2 separate regions of the Homo sapiens genome follow, and region 2 is linked to region 1. Evidence: chromatin loops called from intact Hi-C (ENCODE). Cell type or tissue: K562. All regions are shown on one strand. Links, peaks and the distances in the headings refer to the core of each region. The heading gives the core; the rest is flanking DNA. Region 1 overlaps MIR3681HG (MIR3681 host gene). Region 2 has its middle 39 kb from the start of MIR3681HG.

The links. A loop is a pair of places that touch in the nucleus more often than their neighbours do. Peaks named below come from ENCODE experiments on the same cell type or tissue, not always from the same donor. Only the 100,000 strongest peaks of a DNase experiment are listed, where the experiment ranks them.
Region 2: a loop joins it to region 1, with 2.3 times the contacts of the local background. A loop is called at or near these places in 2 of 110 quality-filtered maps.

Annotation. Positions count from the first base shown.
Region 1 is chr2:12,046,354-12,056,170 of GRCh38, forward strand. The region is part of intron 2 of MIR3681HG (MIR3681 host gene); the gene reads left to right. Among named protein-coding and RNA genes, the nearest start is that of MIR3681HG, 44 kb to the left of the region's middle. RefSeq lists an enhancer at 46-155. In K562, for the core only: CTCF peaks have their summits at 2,395 (motif pointing left) and 4,175; DNase peaks (open chromatin) are centred at 2,388 and 4,178.
Region 2 is chr2:11,963,251-11,973,067 of GRCh38, forward strand. No RefSeq gene overlaps it. Among named protein-coding and RNA genes, the nearest start is that of MIR3681HG, 39 kb to the right of the region's middle. In K562, for the core only: no CTCF peak of the experiment used is centred there; a DNase peak (open chromatin) is centred at 4,991.

The DNA.
Region 1 (9,817 bases), core at 536-8,535:
GAAAGCAAAATCAAATAGCAGTTTTTCCAGAATGGAGTCAGAAGGTCCTATTTTTGCAGATCCCATTTCTGAATGGTTTGAAGTCTTGGTAGCTGGGGCTACCTGCCCTGGTTTGGTCGTTTTCACTCTCAGTTTTGAGGTGACACAGGGCAGGGGTCTTGTTCTGTTTCCTCCCAGGTGCCTAGTGCAGTGCCCAGGACCTATGGCTCAGTGAACATCTGTTGGATGCTTTTCCCAGCCCTGTCCCCAGCTGTTCACTCTAATTCCATTCCCTCCTTTCCCGTTTTGGAGCACGTATTGCTATGCGAGTGAGAGTGACATTATGATGGGGATAACCTTTAATGTGCTCTAATTTATGAAAAAAGTAACATTTAAAAAGTTGGTACTTTATTATTAGTGCTGTGGACATCTGTTGATTTTGGATTTTTAGCATTCCTTTCCTCTTACAGTAACAACCACCTCCTTTCTGTTGGGAAATTGGCATTCCTTTCTTCTTGCCCCAGGGAGCATGGGTTGCTCTCCCCTTTACATGTTCTTTGCATCCCACACAGATTAGGCAGTTTCTGCAACATTGTAAATCACAATTTTTTTGTTTTGTTTTGAGATGGAGTCTCATTCTGTCGCCCAGGCTGGAGTGCAGTGACACGATCTTGGCTCACTGCAAGCTCCACCTCCTGGGTTCATGCCATTCTCCTGCCTCAGCCTCCCCCGAGTAGCTGGGACTACAGGTGCCCGCCACCATGCCCAGCTAATTTGTTTTATTTTTAGTACTGATGGGGTTTCACCATGTTAGCCAGGACAGTCTCGATCTCCTGACCTTGTGATCTGCCCGTCTCAGCCTCCCAAAGTGCTGGGATTACAGGCATGAGCCACCACGCCTGGACGTAACTCATTAATTTATTTGCCATTCTTTCTACTCCCTGGTCTATGTGCTTATTCAAGGTGAAAATGGTGTGTTATTTAACTCCGAAGTCTCAGCACATAGTGCAGGATGCCTGGGTGCAGTGCAGGTGCTTGGGGAATGCCTACTAATGTGAGTCCAGTACATTTTAATGGGCAGGAGGGATACTACTGACTTTCCATCAATTAGACACCACTTCAAGGAGCTTCCCAGCAGTGGGTGACGTTTGCATGGAGCCATCCTTAAACTCTCTTGCCCCTGTTTAGGTTTTGCTGCTGGTTCTGCAGTTTGTAGTCACAGACCAGAGGAAAGCCACAGGTAACTGGTAGCCAAGGGCTTAGAATCTTCAGGGATAAAGGTCTGGGTCACCCATAGGTCACCTGCAGAGGTGCAGGTCAAGATAAGGGAAAATTAAAACAGATGCTGGATGTGATAGTTTACTTTATCTGTCAACTTGGTAGGCCATGGTACCCAGATATTTGGTCAAATACTAGTCTAGATGTTGCTGTGAAGGTGTTTTTAGTTGATATCAATATCTAAATCAGTAGACTGATCTAAAAGAAGCAGATGATCCTTCCTAATGTGGGGTGGCCTCATCCAATCAGTTGAAGGCCTTAGGAGGAAAAAGACTGATGTCCCCCAAGGAAGACAGAATGCTGTCAGCAGAGAGCTTTGGACTCAGACTTGATCATCAGCTGTTTCCTGTGTCTCTAGCCTGCTGGCCACCTGCAGATTTTGGACTTGTTTGTCTCAGTAATTACACCAGCCAATTCTTTAAAATAAACTCTCAATCTGTATGTATATCTCCATCCATCTATCCATCCACATATCTATGTATGTATGTAAGTGTATCTATCTATCATCTATCTAATCTATCCATTCACCTATTATCTATTATCTATCCATCCATCTATTTACCTATTTGCTATCATCATTTATCTATCATGTTTCTATCTATTCTCTCTCTCTCTCTCTCTCTGTCTCTGTCTCTCTCCAGTTTTGTTTCTTTGGAAAGCCCTGAGTGATACCCTGGAAAAGAGGGGTGGTGAGTATCATTTACAGCCAGGAGACAAATGGGAGCTGTGGGGATTGTATTTTGTACCATAAATCCCCTCATTTAGGTTTTTCCAGGGAACAAGACAAATCAGTACCCTGGAGAAGCTGTTCCCTGAAGGGGCAAACTTACCAGAGGAAGCAGGTGGACCTGAATGCCACAAGGGGTGGATTAGGAAAGATTGTGCTGTTCAGCCTGAATCCCTTCTCCAAGGCCAACATGCCAAGTGCCTAGCTGCTGAAAATACCAACCACTGCCGCTGGTTCACAGCCCGCCTCACTAGGAGTTGCCCTTGGCTGTAGGGAGGGAATGGCCTTAATCAAGGTTTCATCCCCTTTAGAGGGTAGCTCCTGTCATGGCCAACTGATGCAGAGATACAAAGCTGTAGGCTCTGTGCCTCAAGCTGGGATCTGGAGAAGGGCAGTCGTGGCTCCAGAGCCCCCTAGAGGGCCAGTGAGGGCTCAGCGAGGACTCAGTGGCAGCTGCATTGTTGCTTGGTTTCCCCCTCTTCCCAGACCTGCTTCTTCATTTCCTTTGAGGTGTACCTTCAAGAAGCATTGCTCTGTAGTGTGACTCTCTGCCTCAAAGTCTGATTCCAGGGATCTTGATCTGGGACAGATGGTTGTTAGCATGTTACTTGGCACCAGCAGGTACTCAAGGAATGTTAGTTTTCTTCTGTTATGGCCTTAACCTACTCTTAGAGACTGTATCAGGAAAGAATTTCTAATGGCTTTCACCTTTTTTTTTTTTTTTTTTTTGAGACAGAGTCTCGCTCTGTGGCCAGGCTGAGTGCAGTGGTGTGATCTCGGCTCACTGCAACCTCCGCCTCTCAGGCTCAAGTGATTCTTCTGCCTCAGACTCCCGAGTAGCTGGGACTACAGGCACACGCCACCACACCTGGCTAATTTTTGTATTTTTAGTAGAGATGGGGTTTCACCATGTTGACCAGGATGGTCTCGATCTCCTGACCTTGTGATCCACCTGCCTCAGCCTCCCAAAATGCTGGGATTACAGGCCTGAGAAACCGTGCCCGGCCAGCTTTCACCTTTTATTTGTAGTGTCTATTTGGTAGCAATGGTCCCTGTCATTCAGTTTCAAAGGGAGTTGACTTCCTAACTTAAATTCATCTTTTCCTGCTTGAAGTGAACCCTTATTTCTCCCATCCTGCACTCTCCTTTTTTACACCCATGCACACACACACACACACCTCTTACATCGACTACAGCAATCAACCAACAAACATCAACTGTAGAAGAAGAGTATAATTGTTTCAATTTGTGTTTCTGAATAAAGTGGTTTCTAGATAAAGTTTGCATTTGACATAAGATTGTCCTTAGAATTTTTTTCTCTCAAACTAATTTAGAGGAGTGGAAAGAGATGGGATGAGAGTTACACTTAAGTTGCAAATACCTTTTCTGTAGTGCTGGGACAAAAATAAATCCATGAAGTTCATGGGTTAATAAAACATCTTGGCAGGGCATGGAGGCTCACACCTATAATCCTAGTACTTTGGGAGGCTGAGGTGGGCGATCATGTGGAGTCAGGAGTTCGAGATCAGCCTGGCCAACATATAGTGAAACCCTGTCTCTATTAAAAAAATACAAAAATTAGCTGGGCGTGGTGACACATGCCTGTAGTCTCAGCTACTAGGGAGGCTGAGGCAGGAGAATTGCTTGAACCCAGGAGGTGGAAGTTGCAGTGACCCGAGATTGCACCACTGCACTGCAGCCTGGGTGACAGAGCAAGACTCTGCCTCTCAAAAAAAAAAAAAAAAATCTTGCAACTGATTTTAATTCACTCTTGATTCTAAATTTCATCTCTCCTTTTTTTTTTTCTGTCTGCTTACTCAAAGGGATGTTTTGCAAATTGTAGAACCTTCAGATTGACATCAGTAAACAAACAACAACAGTTTATGCTACTTTGATATTTCGAAATACAAATTAAATGCTCTGTTTATCTGTCAGCATTGAATCCAGTCATACTAATTATCCTCTGGGAATTCGATAGTTTTAAAACCCTTTTACCGTCAGAATCCAGAGATAAAGGTGGGGATAAAAGGAGAGAAGGCAACTTGCTTAGTATCTTTTGCTACCAAACACCTCCAGTGACAGCACCATTTACTCTTTACCTCAGCATTGACAGAGGCAGAGTTGGTCTCCTGGAAATGAATTTTGCTGCAGTTGCTGCTATTACTATTGTTACCGTGGGGTCGCTCCTGTTCCTGTAAATGCTGAAAGCTACTCTGGATTCGTAGCCCAAAGCGAACTTCCTTCTACACACACTCACTCTGGTTCCACCACAGCTGTGCTGGTGCAGATGTGAATCATCTTTGCAAACAAACTGAAGATTATTTCAAGAGTTAGTCTAATGAGTAGTGAATGTGGGCTGATTACTGTATTTGCAAAGAAACTTATTTTTTCCAACATCGTGCTAAAGAACAGACTGGTACTTCCCATAGGCTTATAAAAGTAAGTAATCAACGTGTTTGTGTAAATATTTAATGATGTCCACATTCACATTCATGAATCAATGGGCGATCATAATTGCTTTTGTGGGATGTGATAGACACAAACTTAAACAAGAACCCACCATATCTTAGCAAGCTTTCTTATGGAATGTAGAAAAAAATATGGTGATTAGAGAAACATTTCTACCATGTGAAAAAATCTTGCATAAATAATTTATACTTCGCTGGGCTTGGTGGCTCATGCCTGTAATCCCAGCACTTTGGGAGGCCAAGGTGGGCGGATCACTTGAGGTCAGGAGTTCAAGACCAGCCTGGCCAACATGGCAAAACCGCATCTCTACTAAAAATATCAAAATTAGCAGGGCATGGTGGTGTACACCTGTAACACTAGCACTAAGGAGGCTGAGGCAGGAGAATCACTTGAACTGGGAAGGTGGAGGTTGCAGTGAGCTGAGACTGCACCACTGCCCTCCAGCCTGGGCAACAGAGTGAGACTCTGTCTCAAAAAAGAATTTATATTTGGATACATTAAATTATATATTTATCTTTATTTGTAACATTTTCTTTGTGATTTAGTTTCATAAATCTAAGTTAGATCAACTTGACTTGCTGATTCTTCACCAGGTGCTGAATTTATTTGCTCACAACTTCACACTCATAGAACAGGCACTTCTTGATCCTTGGCTGTGTAATATGGTTCAAAGTTTAGAGTCACAGAGAGACCTGGCTTTGACTTCCAACAGTCCTGAGTTCAAATCAATTTCTCTGCTTGTTAGTTGTTTGACTTTGGACACATCAACTAAGTCTTTGTGCTTCACTTTCTTCACTTATAATATGGGGGTTATAGTCACCTAGCAGAGCTGCTGTGAGGATTAAATGATGCAGCAATTTCCGGTATATAGTAAGTTCTCAATAAGTGGTTGTTTCTTCCCGTTTCCTTTAGTGTACCTGGAAGCTTTTGTAATCCAGATGTGAAAGAGAACCATAACATTCCCTGAGAAACTTCTGGTTTATAGTAGTTTGGGAAAGCCAAACTTTATGTGAATAAGAGAGAGAGGAGGGGATACTGTGATATTTTTGGCCGGTGATTTCTAACATGTTGGCCAATTAATACTCCTTCAACCTGACATACTTTTTCTTGCCTTTAAATAGTCCATGTCCTACCACCTCCTCCACCAAGCTTTTCTTTTATGACTCAGACAGCCAACATTGCATAAAACTCATGCCCCTCCAAACTTCCATGCATCACTCTCCAAACATCACCATCTCCTATTACAGCTGTTTTCAGTCTTGGCTTATGGTCTTTACTGAAATTATGCTTCATGAGAACAGAGCTACTTCTGCTTCATCATTGCACCCAGAGGACCTGACGAGGGACCAAACATGGCAATTGTGTGGGGCAGAGGGAAGTGTGGGTTTGGAGTTAGAAGACTTGAGTTGTGATTCCAGTTTTATTGGTTGCTGTGTGATGTCAGGCAAGTCCTATACACTTTCTCAAACTATGTTTCTTCATCTATAAAATGGTTATAATAATCCTACTGGTTATAATTTTTTGTAAACTTCCTCAAATCCTATTCCAAAGGAGGTACAATAGAAATAAAATGAATGAAATGGTTCCTACTGTATCTTCATTATGACACTATTGGACACTATAGGAGATTATGGTTGTGGAAATATATTTGATAAGAAATGCAGTACACATGCTATTTAGGGTTATTAGGAACTCATTAAATATTTCCTGAATCAATGTGTAATGGAAATAAGATTTCTTTTACCTGCTGGGTGCGGTGGCTCACTCCTGTAATCCCAGCACTTTGGGAGGTCGAGGCAGGAGGATCACAAGGTCAAGAGGTCGAGACCATCCTGGCCAACATGGGGAAACCCTGTCTCTACTAAAAATACAAAAATTAGCTGGTTATGGTGGCATGTGCCTGTAATCTCAGCTACTTGGGAGGCTGAGGCAGGAGAATCACTTGAACCCAGAAGGTGGAGGTTGCAGTGAGCCGGGATTGTGCCACTGCACTTCAGCCTGGCGATACAGCGAGACTCTGTTTAAAAAAAAAATAAAATGGATCTTTTTTACCTTTTTATTTTATCAGCCTAAAAAGGAGGGTGATGGATTGACAACACACTTGGAGGGAGAGGAGAGTGACTCTTGGTAGAAGAAGACAGCTGTCAAGGGAAGGTAGCAGTGTCTGACACATGGTGTGTGTTGAGGAAGTATGTATTGAATATGCTGAATGAGTAAACAGCATAGTGATTGGGAAAGTATCCTGCAACACCAACCAATGTTGAGACAGAAAAGGCAGCCAATGCAAATCATTGATGAGGCACTGATGAGGGACTCCTTCCCGACTCTGACATTCCCTATCCTCCTGCATTATTTCTCTAGAGTATACTTTGCATCTACTTATGTGTTCATGTCTTTGTTTATTTATCTGATTAGTTAGTTTGATGTCCATCTCCCTTACTAGGTGATAAGCCCTAGGAGGGCAGTAATTTTTGTCTATTTTGTTCACTCCTGAGTCCACCAGGTGCTCCAAAAATACTTTTAGAATAAATGATTGACTGATTCTTTTGTATTCCTTAGGTAAGGAAGATTTTCAAGAACCTCTTGGGGAACTGTGCAGTTATAGTATATTTCAAATGTCCATCTGCTCATTAAGATGGAAGAATAAATAATCATTGAGAAAGAGACTTACAACCAGATAAAACCTTTTGTTGGAACAAACTTGTGAATTTAGGCTGATAATATTAAAAAGTCCAGAACATAAAACGTTTGGGGCTGTACATTAAACACTCTACACTAAAGTCATATGCAGGTTGACATAAGGTCACAGACAAGAGCAGGGATGTCTTGCAGGTTGTCTATGGAGAGATGGGGAGACCAAGAACCGAGGTGTGAGTCCTGATTCCATCCCTCACTAGTTATGTGCTCTTAGCCAATTTTTAAGTTTCTGAGCCTCAGTTTTCTTATCTGAAAAGGAAGTATAATATCTCCTTTATGGGATTGTGTTAGTCTGTTCTCATGCGGCTAATAAAGACATACCCAAGACCGGGTAATTGATAAAGAAAAGAGGTTTAATTGACTCACAGTTCCACATGGCTGGGGAAGCCTCACAATCATAGCAGAAGGCAAAGGAGGAGCAAAGTCATGTCTTACATGGTGGCAGGCAAGAGAAAGAACATGTGCAGGGTAACTCCCCGTTATAAAACCATCAGATCTCATGAGACTTGTTCACTATCACGAGAACAGCATGGGAAAGACCCACCCTCATGATTCAATTACCTCCCACTTGGTCCCTCCCATGACACACGGGAATTATGAGAGCTACAATTTGAGATTTGGGTGGGGACACAGCCAAACATTATCAAGGAATTTTCATAGTTAAGTAATATTATTTATATTTGTACCTATATGTATCACAGCACATCCTTAAAATATAATAAAGTTATTGTTGTTATTTTATAAAGCAAAGCTTTATAAACATATATCATTATAAAGTCAAATGATATATGTTGAGTCAAAAAACTTGGCTCATTTTCCCAGTTCTGCCACTAAATAGCTGTGTGGCTTGGATCATAATATTCAGAGCTAAGCTTTGTTGAACTCTTACTATGTGCCAGGTTCTGAACTCAGGGCTTTCATGCATTGTCTCATTCAATTGTCATAAATGCTCTGAGTTGGTGGTTATTTCCCTTCTGCAGATAAAGTAAATGAGGCTCAGGGAGAGTAAGAAAATTTCCAAGATCTGTCTACTAAGAGCTGGATGTTGGTCTGGTTCCCAACCTGGAGCTCATAAGCACAGCGCTCTACTCCCTCTAGTTCACCTCTCTTGGCTTCACTTTCTCTTTGTTTAACATGAAAGGAGATGGAATTAGCTTACCAGTAAGACTTTAAAAAAAACACTAGCTCTTCTGTGAACTAATAAGGTATAGACACCAATAACTGAGGCCGACAAAAATTTCTTTCCATCCATATTTTTTTTTTCCAGCACAACTCCAGGTGCAAAGTAGACGCTCAAACATTGCTAATTGAATTAAACTAAACAAATATGTAAAATCATGCAATCCTGCCACAGACACTTACCCATTACTAGCTAGATGTGTGCTTCTCAAATCTGAATTCACGGCCTCAAAATCCCAAGGAGTTATGGATTCCAGTGAGAAACAGTGACCCGGGCCATTCTGGGATGGTTGCCCTTTGAAAATCCCCTCTACAGGCATGCATTGAACACTACTCCATGCCAGGTCCTGGGCTGGGCTTCAGGGATACAGTGATGGGAAAGAGCAATCCCTGCAGCAAGAGCTCCCATGGCGTGTGCTTGACATGTAACTGACACAGTGCACTTGGGTGGGCCTAATGTAAAGGAAAAGAATGGGGCTTGGGGATTACAAGGGAGGGTCGTCTAAGTGAGAGTTGATAATGCAGAGGGTGAGAAAAAGCTTCTCAAAAGCCTAAACACAAACAACCAAGCCAAACCCCAGCATTGGTGAAATGCCAGTTGGAGTCAGGAAAAAGGAAGGAATTATAGGCTATTTTAAAGGGATAGCCCTGATAATTTTGAACCCACAGCTGCAGTGACTGTTCTTGCTTTAACAAGCAGATAAGTCATCTGAATTCAACAGGGACCAGAGTTTTTGAATTTTTTTCTTAATTTGTTTTATGGTTTTAGCTTCTTTTTCTTGAATTCTATTCACACTTTTCATTGGCTGAGCCACACATCCTTTCTTTGTAATTGTTGAAAGGATTCTTTTGGCCTTGAATATAATGATTATAAATTTATAGAACTCAAATTACTTGCATTTTCCCATATGAGAATGATTTCGCTCAGCCATTATCTCCTCTAAGAGGGCTTCCTCCAGCCCTTGCCCCCTGTGGTTAGTTGTGTTCCCTTCTGAATGTGTATTCACCATCACAGTTCTCATGAAGGATTGTAATTGTCTATCTCTCTGTGTTACCCACTACACTGAACTCAAGGAGTATTTGCTGAACCAAAGTAATCCACACTCCTAGGTGTACTAGTTTCCTAGGCACAAACTGGTCGGCTGAGAACAATCTAAGTCCATCTCTCATTTCTGGAGGCTGGACATCCAAAATCAAGGTGCCAGCAGTGCCATGCTCCCGCTGAGACTCTGGGGAGACTCCTCCCTTGCCTCCTTTTAGTTTTTGGTGGTTTGCTGCAATCTTTGGTGCTCCTTGGCATGCCAATGCATCACACATGGCCTTCTGTCTTCCAATGCATCACACATAGCCTTCTGTCTTCACGGGGCCGTCTTCTTCCTGTGTCTCTCCCCATCACTTTCCCTCTGCATGTCTGTGTCTGTGTCCATATTTCCCTTTTTCATGTAAGGACACCAGTCACTTGGATTAGGGCCCACCCTAATTGACTTT
Region 2 (9,817 bases), core at 1,310-9,309, 82 kb before region 1:
AACTTCACTCTAGAGTAGACGTCCCTACAGCTTTATAGGGATGAAACTTCCAGAACTCTTCACTTAAAATGCACGTCGTTTAAAGATTCTCTTCTTTTGGAAACCATCATTTGTCCCCCCATTTTTCCATCTCTCACTTGCCAGGCTACCAGATCTTTCCTCCTTGTCCTTTATCTCCTATTCATTCTCATCAGGCTGTAAGGAGGAATCCTGAAAAGAGGCCAGTTGGAACCGCGTCCAGCAGATCTCAGGGCAGAGGCAACTGATCTCGTGATAGCTAAGAAGCTGTGGACTGTGTAAATTGAATATTTAATAAATATATTAGGGCTTTGAAATGTAATGTGCTTGATTTAGTAAAAAATGTGCTGAGCTTAGAAACCAGGGAAGAAAGAATCACCTACGAGGCACATATCACCTTTTCAAGTCTCCTCCTGCCACCTTGATGAGGATACACCAATGCATACATATTTTCTCCAGTTTACTATAAAACTGAAGAGTTTTCTGCCTCCTAGTAGGAAAGATATCAAGACTACTTATTACGTAGAACACTCATCTCGAATGAGAGAAAGCCTGATGGCCAAGGTTTTGAAAAGTCTCTTCAAAGAAAATGCACTGAAGAAGAAAGGCACCAGTAATATTTTAAATTAACTTCAAACATGAGACGTTTCAGAGAGGAATATTTTTAGGAGGAAATAATACTTTGATATTTCATTGTAAAAAAATAATTGCTAGTTGATTGTTTTCCTGAGCAAGTGTTTCTCCTCTGCATGGCTTTCTAATTTTTGCCTTTTTTGAGAAGGTGACTGGGCCTGTACAGACATGCAAGGCAAAGGGCAGTTTCTGACAATGACCCTAAAGTAGGTGTATGGTTACGGCCATTATCCAACCCAAAGAAAACATGTGGCTCCTGCCCTATCAGGGATGATGGAACAGAGTATGTAACCATGCCCAGAGGCACCTTGGCATCCCTTCCTTTAAATCTCTATAAACATCCCTTTATTTTAGTGAAGTGATGCCAAAGAAAACTCATTAGAGAAAAAGTTTTAATTTTGATAAAGTCCAGTATATTATTTTTTTTTTCTTTTATAGATTGTGCTTTTGATATGTATCTTTCCCTAGCTCCAGGGCACAAAGATTTTCTTTTATGTTACTTCTAAAAGTTTTACAGTTTTTGATTTTATGTTTAAGTTAATATATTTGAGTTAATTTTTTACAAGGTGTGAGGTTTAGGTCAATATTCATATTTGCATATAGATTATCCAGTTGTTCTAGCACCATCTACCAAAAAGACTACCCTTTCTTGATTGAATTGTTTTTTCACCTTTGTCTAAAATTAGATGACTATATTTGTGCATCAATTTGTGGTCTCTTTATTTTATCCCATCGATCTAAGTGTCTCCTCTTTCACTCATACCACACTATCATAATTACCATACTTTTGTAATGAGCCTTAAAATTGGGTAGTGTAATCATTTCAACTTTATACTTTTAAAAAAAAACAGTTTTAGCTTTGCTCGTTCCTTCGCCTTTTCATATAAATTTTAGAATCAACTTGTCTGTATCTACAAACAAGTTCTGGGATTTTGATTGATACTTTGTTAAATCTGTAGATCAATTCTGAGACAACTGTTGTCTTTACTACACCGAGTCTTCCAAACCATGAACACAGGATGTCTCCCCATTTATTTGTGTCTTTTTTGATTTTTTTCATTAGAATTTTGTAGTTTTTAGCATACAGATCCTATAGGTCAGGAGTTTGCAAATTATGACCTAGCAGTTAAATCTGGTCTGTGGCCTATTTTGTGGGACTAGTGAGTTAAGAAGTTTCTAAAAATCCTCAAAATAAAACAAAACAGAACAAAAACAAAGAACATTCAATAGAGATCATAGCAGCCTGCAAAGTCTAAAAAGTTTACTATGTGCTCCTTGCAGAAAGTTTGCAGACTCCTATTGCAGATGACTTGTTAGGTTTATATCTAAGTATTTAACTTGTTAGGTTTATATCTAAGTATTTAATTGGGGGGGCAGCTATTATAAACTTAAAAAAACTTTAGTTTCCAATTGTTGATGAGTAGTATACAGGAATCTGATTGATTTTTGTGTGTTGGCTTTGTGTCCTGTGGCCTTGCTAAATGCACTTACTAGGTCTAGAAGTTTTTTAGTGTAGAAAATTATTTCTTATGAAAATAAGTGCAGTTTTATTTCTTTCTTTCCCATATGTAGGCCTTTTGCTTCTTTTTCCTGCCTCAGTTCACTGGCAAGCACTTACAGTGTGATGTTGAACACTAGTGAGGATGGACACCTTTGCCTTGTTCCTGATCTTTGGGAGAAATTACTCAGTTTTCACTGTTAACTGTGATGTGAACTGCAGGTTTCTTGTAGATATCCTTTCTCCGGTTAAGAAAGTTTCCTTTTATTTCTAGTTGCTGAGAATTTCTATTATGAATAGATACTAAGTTTTGTCATATGCCTTTTCTGCACCAACTATATAATCATTTGGTTTTTCTTCTTTAGACTGTTAGATGATTACTTATTGAACAAGCTTTGCATTCATAAAATAAACCCCACTTGGTCATGGTGTTTTTTTTGTGGTAGATTTATTTAATTAATTAATTTATTTTTAAGACAGAGTCTTGCTCTGTCACCTAGGCTGGAGTGCAATGGCGTGGTGCAATCTCGGCCCACCCACAGTCTCCGCCTCCTGGGTTCAAGCGATTCTCCTGCCTCAGCCTCCCGAGTAGCTGGGATTACAAGCATGCACCACCATGCCCAGCTAATTTTTGTATTTTTAGTAGAGCTGGGGTTTCACGATGTTGACTAGGCTGGTCTCAAACTCCTGACCTCACGTGATCCACCCACCTTGGCTTCCCAAAGTGCTGGGACTACCGCATGAGCCACCACACCCAGCCGATTTGTTAATATTTTGATGAGGATTTCTGTGTCTATGTTCAAGAGGATTATTGGTCAGCAGTTTTCTTTTCTAATCCTGCCTTCATCTGATTTGACTATCAGGGTAACGCTGACCTCAGAAAGCGAGGTATGAGGCATTCTGTCTTCTGTTTTCTGGAAGACAGTGTGTAGAACTGTTGTTTCTTCTCTAAACGTTTTTTTAAAATTTATAAGGGACATCTTTTGGGGCAGGATTTTCCTTTTATGGAATGTCTTAAACTGTGAATTTGATTAATGTAAGAGGAAAAGAATCATCGCTTACACTTACCCAGATCTCTTACCCCTAAGACTCTTTTACAAAGAACTAAGATACCTTCCTGAAAGCTAAATTATAAAACCAACATAAGGAGATCAGAAGAGGGTGATGCATAATCACTTCTAACAGAAAAATGTTTCTTGGGTCTAAAAGACTTGAAGTAACTCAATTGAACGTGTTAGCCTTCCCTTTTTTTTTTTTTTTTTGAGGCAGAGTCTTGCTCTGTGGCACGAACTGGGCTCACTGCAACCTCTGCCTCCCAGGTTCAAGTGATTCTCCTGCCTCAGCCTCCTGAGCAGCTGGGATTACAGGCATGCACCACCTGCCTCGGCCTCCCAAAGTGCTGGGATTACAGGTATAAGCCATGTGTTAGCCTTTCTAAGAGAAGGCAAGAGGCCATAGAAAGGACCCAAAGAAGCAGATGAGCTGTGGAGACAAACTTCACCAGTGCTGTGGGAGGACAAACTTGTCTTGGATGCTTTGAAAGAGGTGTTCCATTGAATTCTCTTGTTCTGATTCCATGTTCACCAGTAGACCTTCGGATCATAATTTGGCTTCCCGTGTGCTTTCAAGTGAACAGTGGAAATGCTGTCGACCTTGAGGTTGTATCACAATCTAGTCCTTATTTAAAAAGTTTATATTCTGGCTTTTCCCCAGTTTAGTGAGCTTGGGGAATGTGATTTCACCCTAAGAAACTGATGTTTGGTGGGCCAAAAACAATGCCATTATTGTAAAAAACCACCACTACCACCACCACCACCAACAACAACAAAACTCTCATACCTAAGCCTTAGATTATACTATTTTTTTTTTTTGAGACGATGTCTCGCTCTGTCGCCCAGGCTGGAGTGCAGTGGTGTGATCTCGGCTCACTGCAACCTCCACCTCCCGGGTTCAAGCAATTTTCCTGCCTCAGCTTCCTGAGTAGCTGAGATCACAGGCGCCCACCACCACGCCTGGCTAATTTTTATATTTTTGGTAGAGATAGGGTTTCACCATGTTGGCCAGGCTGGTCTCAAACTCCTGATCTCAGGTGGTCCACCCACCTTGACCTCCCAAAGTGCTGGAATTACAGGCATGAGCCACCGCAACTAGCCAGATTATAGTACATTTTTGAAGTGAATATTACTCTATGTTTACTCTTCTCACCCTTGGACACAATCATATACTGCTCAGCTTTGTCTGGGACCAACCTTTTTCCTTACTCTATTAAACTTCTCTAGGTAGCATTAACATCACTTTTCAGATGGAGAAAAAATGCTTAGGGAAGTTAAATGATTCCTTAAAAATCACTGTGCTATAGTGAAGAAGATTTAGAATCCAAGTCTGCCTGAATTCACACCTCATGCAGTTTCTCTGTTAATTTAATTTCTTTCCTGTTCGGGCCCAGTATTTCTCTTACTATAGCCTTATATTACTTACATTAAATATTCAGTAGTTAGTGTGCTGCCTCCAGATGTATTTCCTTACAAATAAATACTTCTGTAGAGGAAAGAGCAATTGCCATATTTGTGACCACGAGCAAGACTGTGTCACCAGGTATAAGAAGGTAATGCCCAGGGCATGAGAATGAAAGGCATTTTCAGATGAGTGTGCAAAGTGCAGTGTTTGGAGCATAGTAGACACTCAGTCACTCCTAGTTCTTTTCTTTACGGGGACAGTGGTGTAGGGAGATAAAGGACATAAGCCAAGGGTTCTCTGGGGGTGAAAACCACAGGGACGACTTGCTGCCTAAAAGCTGCTTGGAAATCATCCATCTCCCATGAGCTGTTTCTCCCTTCGAGTGAGAGGGCCAGCCCAGACAGATAAGAAGCAGCAATCTGTAAAAACCATCTGCAAGTGCCGACAGGACTTTGGCAAGGAGGCAGGCTGGGATCTGTTCTTACTAATCTGTAAATCCAGCTTTCAAAACGGATCCCCAGGAGGCCTGGGGGTGGCTTAGAATATTCTGTGGGTCAATTTCAGGAATAAATGAAAGAGTATGTTGACGGGCAGGAGGATATGTCAGCTGGAACCACTTCAAGGGACATTGTTTGGGTCTCAGCTCAAATGTTACCTCTTCAAGAAAGCTTTACTTGACAGGTGACCATCCCTGAATGACGTTTCCCTATTTATATATTTTATAGATCAGCCATCTGAATGCTATTTAGATGGTCAAATCCCTTCCTAGCTGGGATATAAGCTTCATTTGGGTACGGTCCTTGCTTGTCTTTTGTTGCTCCACTGCAGTTGCCTAGAAGAGAGTCTGGCACGTGGAAGGTTCTCCATGAATATTTATTTGTTGCCGGATTTAATGAATAAATGAATAAGTAACTGAATTAATGAATGGGCAGAGAAGGTGGTGAGGATTAATGAGAAACCATGGTGAGTAGAAGGAGCCAGTGTTTGGAAGTATACAGATGGGATCCCAATCTTGATGCTAAACTAACTGGATGTATGACCTTAACCGTTCTGACTTTCAGTTTCTGGTCTATAAACCTGTGTTTCATAGAATTATAAGGATTAAATGGCAAAACAATCCAGGTTCCCTACCATCTGCAAAGTGATTGGCATACAGGCTGACATGTAGGAGCAGTAATCAATATTCATGTCACTGACTTCTCTCCAAATACGTAAGCTCCCAGAGCTACACGTATACCTTGTGATAGGTAAGATTGAATTCAATATTCAGTTTTAGTGTCAAATGCTAAGCACAGATGATCTGGAGATAAAGTTCAGAATCTGCCCTCAAAATGCTCATAGTACCAGCTGCTTAGAAACATACAAGTCAAGTTTGTTCTGAGCAAGGAATATGGGGTGGCATCTCCCTCATTTCTTTTATGATGTTTAAAATGGATATATAATATTTGTGCATATTTATGGGGTACATGTGATATTTTGTGACATGCACAGAATGTGTAATAATCATGTCAGGGTATTTAGGGCACCCAACACCTCAAGTATTTATGGTTTTTATGTTTTGGGAACATTTGATTTGAAGTTCTCTCTTCTAGCTATATACAGTACATCGTTGCTATCCATAGTCACCCTACTCTGCTATCTAACATTAGAACTTATTCCTTTTATTGAACTGTATGTTTGTGTCCGTTCATCAACCTCTCTTCATCACCACACCCCACATATATTAGCTACTGTGAACAGCGCTGTGATAAACATGGGCGTGCAGGTATCCTTTTGATATACTGATTTCTTTTCCTTTGGATAAATACCCAGTAATGGGATGGTTGGATTGTATAGTTTTTTGTTTGTTTGTTTTTTGTTTTTTTAGCTTTTTGAGAAATCTCCACACTGTTTTCCATTGTGGCTGTACTAATTTACATCCCCATAAACAGTGTATGAGAGTCATTTTCCTCCCACATCCTTGCCAACATCTGTTTTTTTGTTTTGTTTTGTTGTTTTTTTTAATCTCTTCCATAATAGCCACTTTAGCTGGGGTGAGATAATATCTCATTGTGGTTCTGATTTGCATTTCCCTGACTATTAATGATGGTTAGCATTTTTTCATATACCTGTTGGCCATTTGTATGTCATCTTTTGAGACATGTCTATTCATGTCCTTTGCCCACATTTCAACGGGATTATTATTATTATTGCACTGAGTTATTTGAGTTCCTTGAGTATTTTCTAGATATTAGCCCCTTGTGAGATTAATAGTTTGCAAGTATTTTCTTCCATTCATCAGGTTATCTCTTCATTCTGTTGGTTGTTTTCTTTGCTATGCAAAAGCTTTTTAGGTTAAGTCTCTTTTGTCTATTTTTGTGCTGTTGAGGTCTTATCCTCAACATCTCTGCCTAGACAAATGTTCTGAAGTGTTTCCCTGATGTAGTAGTTTTATATTTTCAGGTCTTATGTTTAAGTCTTTGATCCATCTTGAGCTGGTTTTTGTATTAATATATGGTATGAGATCTACAGTGAACCTAGGGGTCCAGGTTCATGCTTCTGCATTAGAGCTTCATGGAGCTCTAATTTTCCCAGCACCATTTATAGAAGAGGATGTCCTTTCCCAGTGTATATTCTTGGCACCATGAAAGGAAAACAAGTCTTGGGACCCCAAAATCACTAAGCTAAAGAGAAAAGGCAAGCTGGGAACTGCTTAGGGCAAACCTGCCTTTCCTTCTATTCAAAGTCATCCCTCTTCTTACTGAGATGAATGCATATCCAATTGCCTCCTTTAGAAAGGAGGCAACCATTTGTCTCTTATCTACCTATGACCTGGAAGCCCCCTCCCCAGTTTGAGTTGTCCTGCCTTTGCTTAGAGTTGTCCTGCCTTTTCTGACTGAACCAGTGGTCATCTTACATATATTGATTGATGTCTCTTATTTCCCTAAAATGTGTAAAACTGAGTTGTCCCCCAGCCACCTTGGGCACATATCATCAGGACCTCCTGAGGCTGGGTCACAGGCATGCATCCTTAACCTTACCTTGGCAAAATAACTTTCTAAACTGACTGGGACCTGTCTCAGATGTTTGGGGCTCATAGAGCCTTTGTAAAAACTCTATGGCTGTAAATATGTGGATTTATTTCTGTGTGCTCTATTGTATTCCACTTGTCTATGCTCCCCTTTTTATACCAATACCATGCTGCTTTGATTATTATAACCTTGTAATATATTTTGAAATCAGGTAGTATGATGCCTCCAGCTTTGTTCTTTTTGCTCAGGATTGCTTTGACTATTCAGCTTCTTTTTTGGTTCTATACACATTTTAGTATGGTTTTTTTTGTATTTCTGTGAAAATTGACACTGGTATTTCAATAGGGATTGCATTGAATATGTAAATTGCCTTGAGTAGTATGGTCATTTTAATGATGTCAAGTCTCCCAATCCATGAGCATGTGACGTCTTTCCATTTCTTTGTGTCGTCTTCAATTTCTTTCATCAGAGTTTTATAGTTTTCCTCTTAGAGGTCTTCCACCTCCTTAGTTAAAAATATTCCTGTATATTTTATTTATTTTTTTAGTTAGTATAGACGGGATTGCCTTCTTGATTTCTTTCTCAGCTAGTTCATTATTGGTATATAAAAACACTACTAATTTTTGTATGTTGACTCTGTATCCTGTAACTTTACTGAATTTATCAGACATAAGAGCTTTAGGTTTTTCTAAATATAAAATCATGTCATCTGCAAAGTGAGACAATTTTACTTCCTCTTTTCCAATTTGGATGCCTTTTATTTTTTTTCTCTTGCTTGATTGCTCTGGTTAGGACTTCCAGTACTATGTTGAATAGGAGTGGTGAAAGTGGGCATCCTTGTCTTATTCCAGTTCTTAGAGGAAAGGCTTTCAGCTTTTACCTATTTGGTATAATGTTAGTGGTAGGTTTGTCATATATGGCTTTTATTATGTTGAGGTATGTCCCTTCTACATCTAGATTCTTGAGAGTTTTGTATCTATTGAGATAATCATATGGGTTTTTTCCTTGATACTGTTGATGTGATGTATCACAGTTATTGATTAGTATATGTATTCTTGCATCCCTGAGATAAATTGCACTTGATCATGGTGTATTACCTTTTTCTGTACTGTTGAATTTGGTTTGCTAATATTTTGGGGAGATTTTTGTGTCCATACTCATCAGGGATATTGGCCTGTAGCTTTTTTTTGATTTGCTGCATCCTAGTCTGTTTTGCTATTAGGGTAATGCTGGTCTTGTGGAATGTGTTAGGAGGAATGCCTTCCTCTTCAATTTGTTGAAATAGCTTGAGGAGGATTGGTACTATTCCTTCTTTGTGTGTTTGGCAGAATTCAGCAGCGAAGCCAACCAATCTTGCACTTTTCTTTGTTGGAAGACTTTTTATTACTGATTCAATCTCATTATTCATTATTGTTCTGCTCAAGTTTTCTATTTTTTTTTTTCCTGATTCAATCTTGGTAGGTTGCATGTGTACAGGAATTTATTTAGGTCCTCTACATTTTCCAGTTTGTTAGTAGATAGTTGTTCATAATAGTCCCTGATCATCTTTTATATTTCTGTGGTATCTGTTGTCATGTCTCCTTTTTTGTTTCTGATTTTATTTATTTGGGTTTTCTCTTTTTTATTTTTTGTTAGTCTAACTAGCAGTTTATTGATTTTGTTTATCTTTTCAAAATGCCAACTTTTCATTACATTGATCATTTGTATTATTTTCTTAGTCTCTATTTCATTTAATTCTGCTCTGATCTTTATTTCTTTTTTTCCACTAATTTTGGGTTTGGTTTATTCTTGCCTTTTTAGTTCCTTGAGGTACATCATTAACTTGCTTATTTGAAATATTTCTACCTTTTTTGACGTAGGGATTTATTGCTATAAACCTCTCTCATCACTGCTTTTGCTGTATCCCATAGGTTTTGGTATGTTGTGTTTGGATTTTCATGTTTCAAAAAACATTTTTTTTTCTCTTCTTAATGTCCTCCTTGACATGATGGTCATTTAGGAGCATGTTGTTTAGTTTAAATGTATTTGCACAGTTTCCAAAGTTCCTGTTGTTATTGGTTTCTAGTTTTATTCTATTGTGGTCTGAGAGAATACTTAATATGACTTAGATTTCTAAAAATTTATTGAGACTCATTTTGTGTCATAACATATGATGTATTCTGAAGAATTTTCCATGTGTTAATGAGAAGATTGTGTGTTC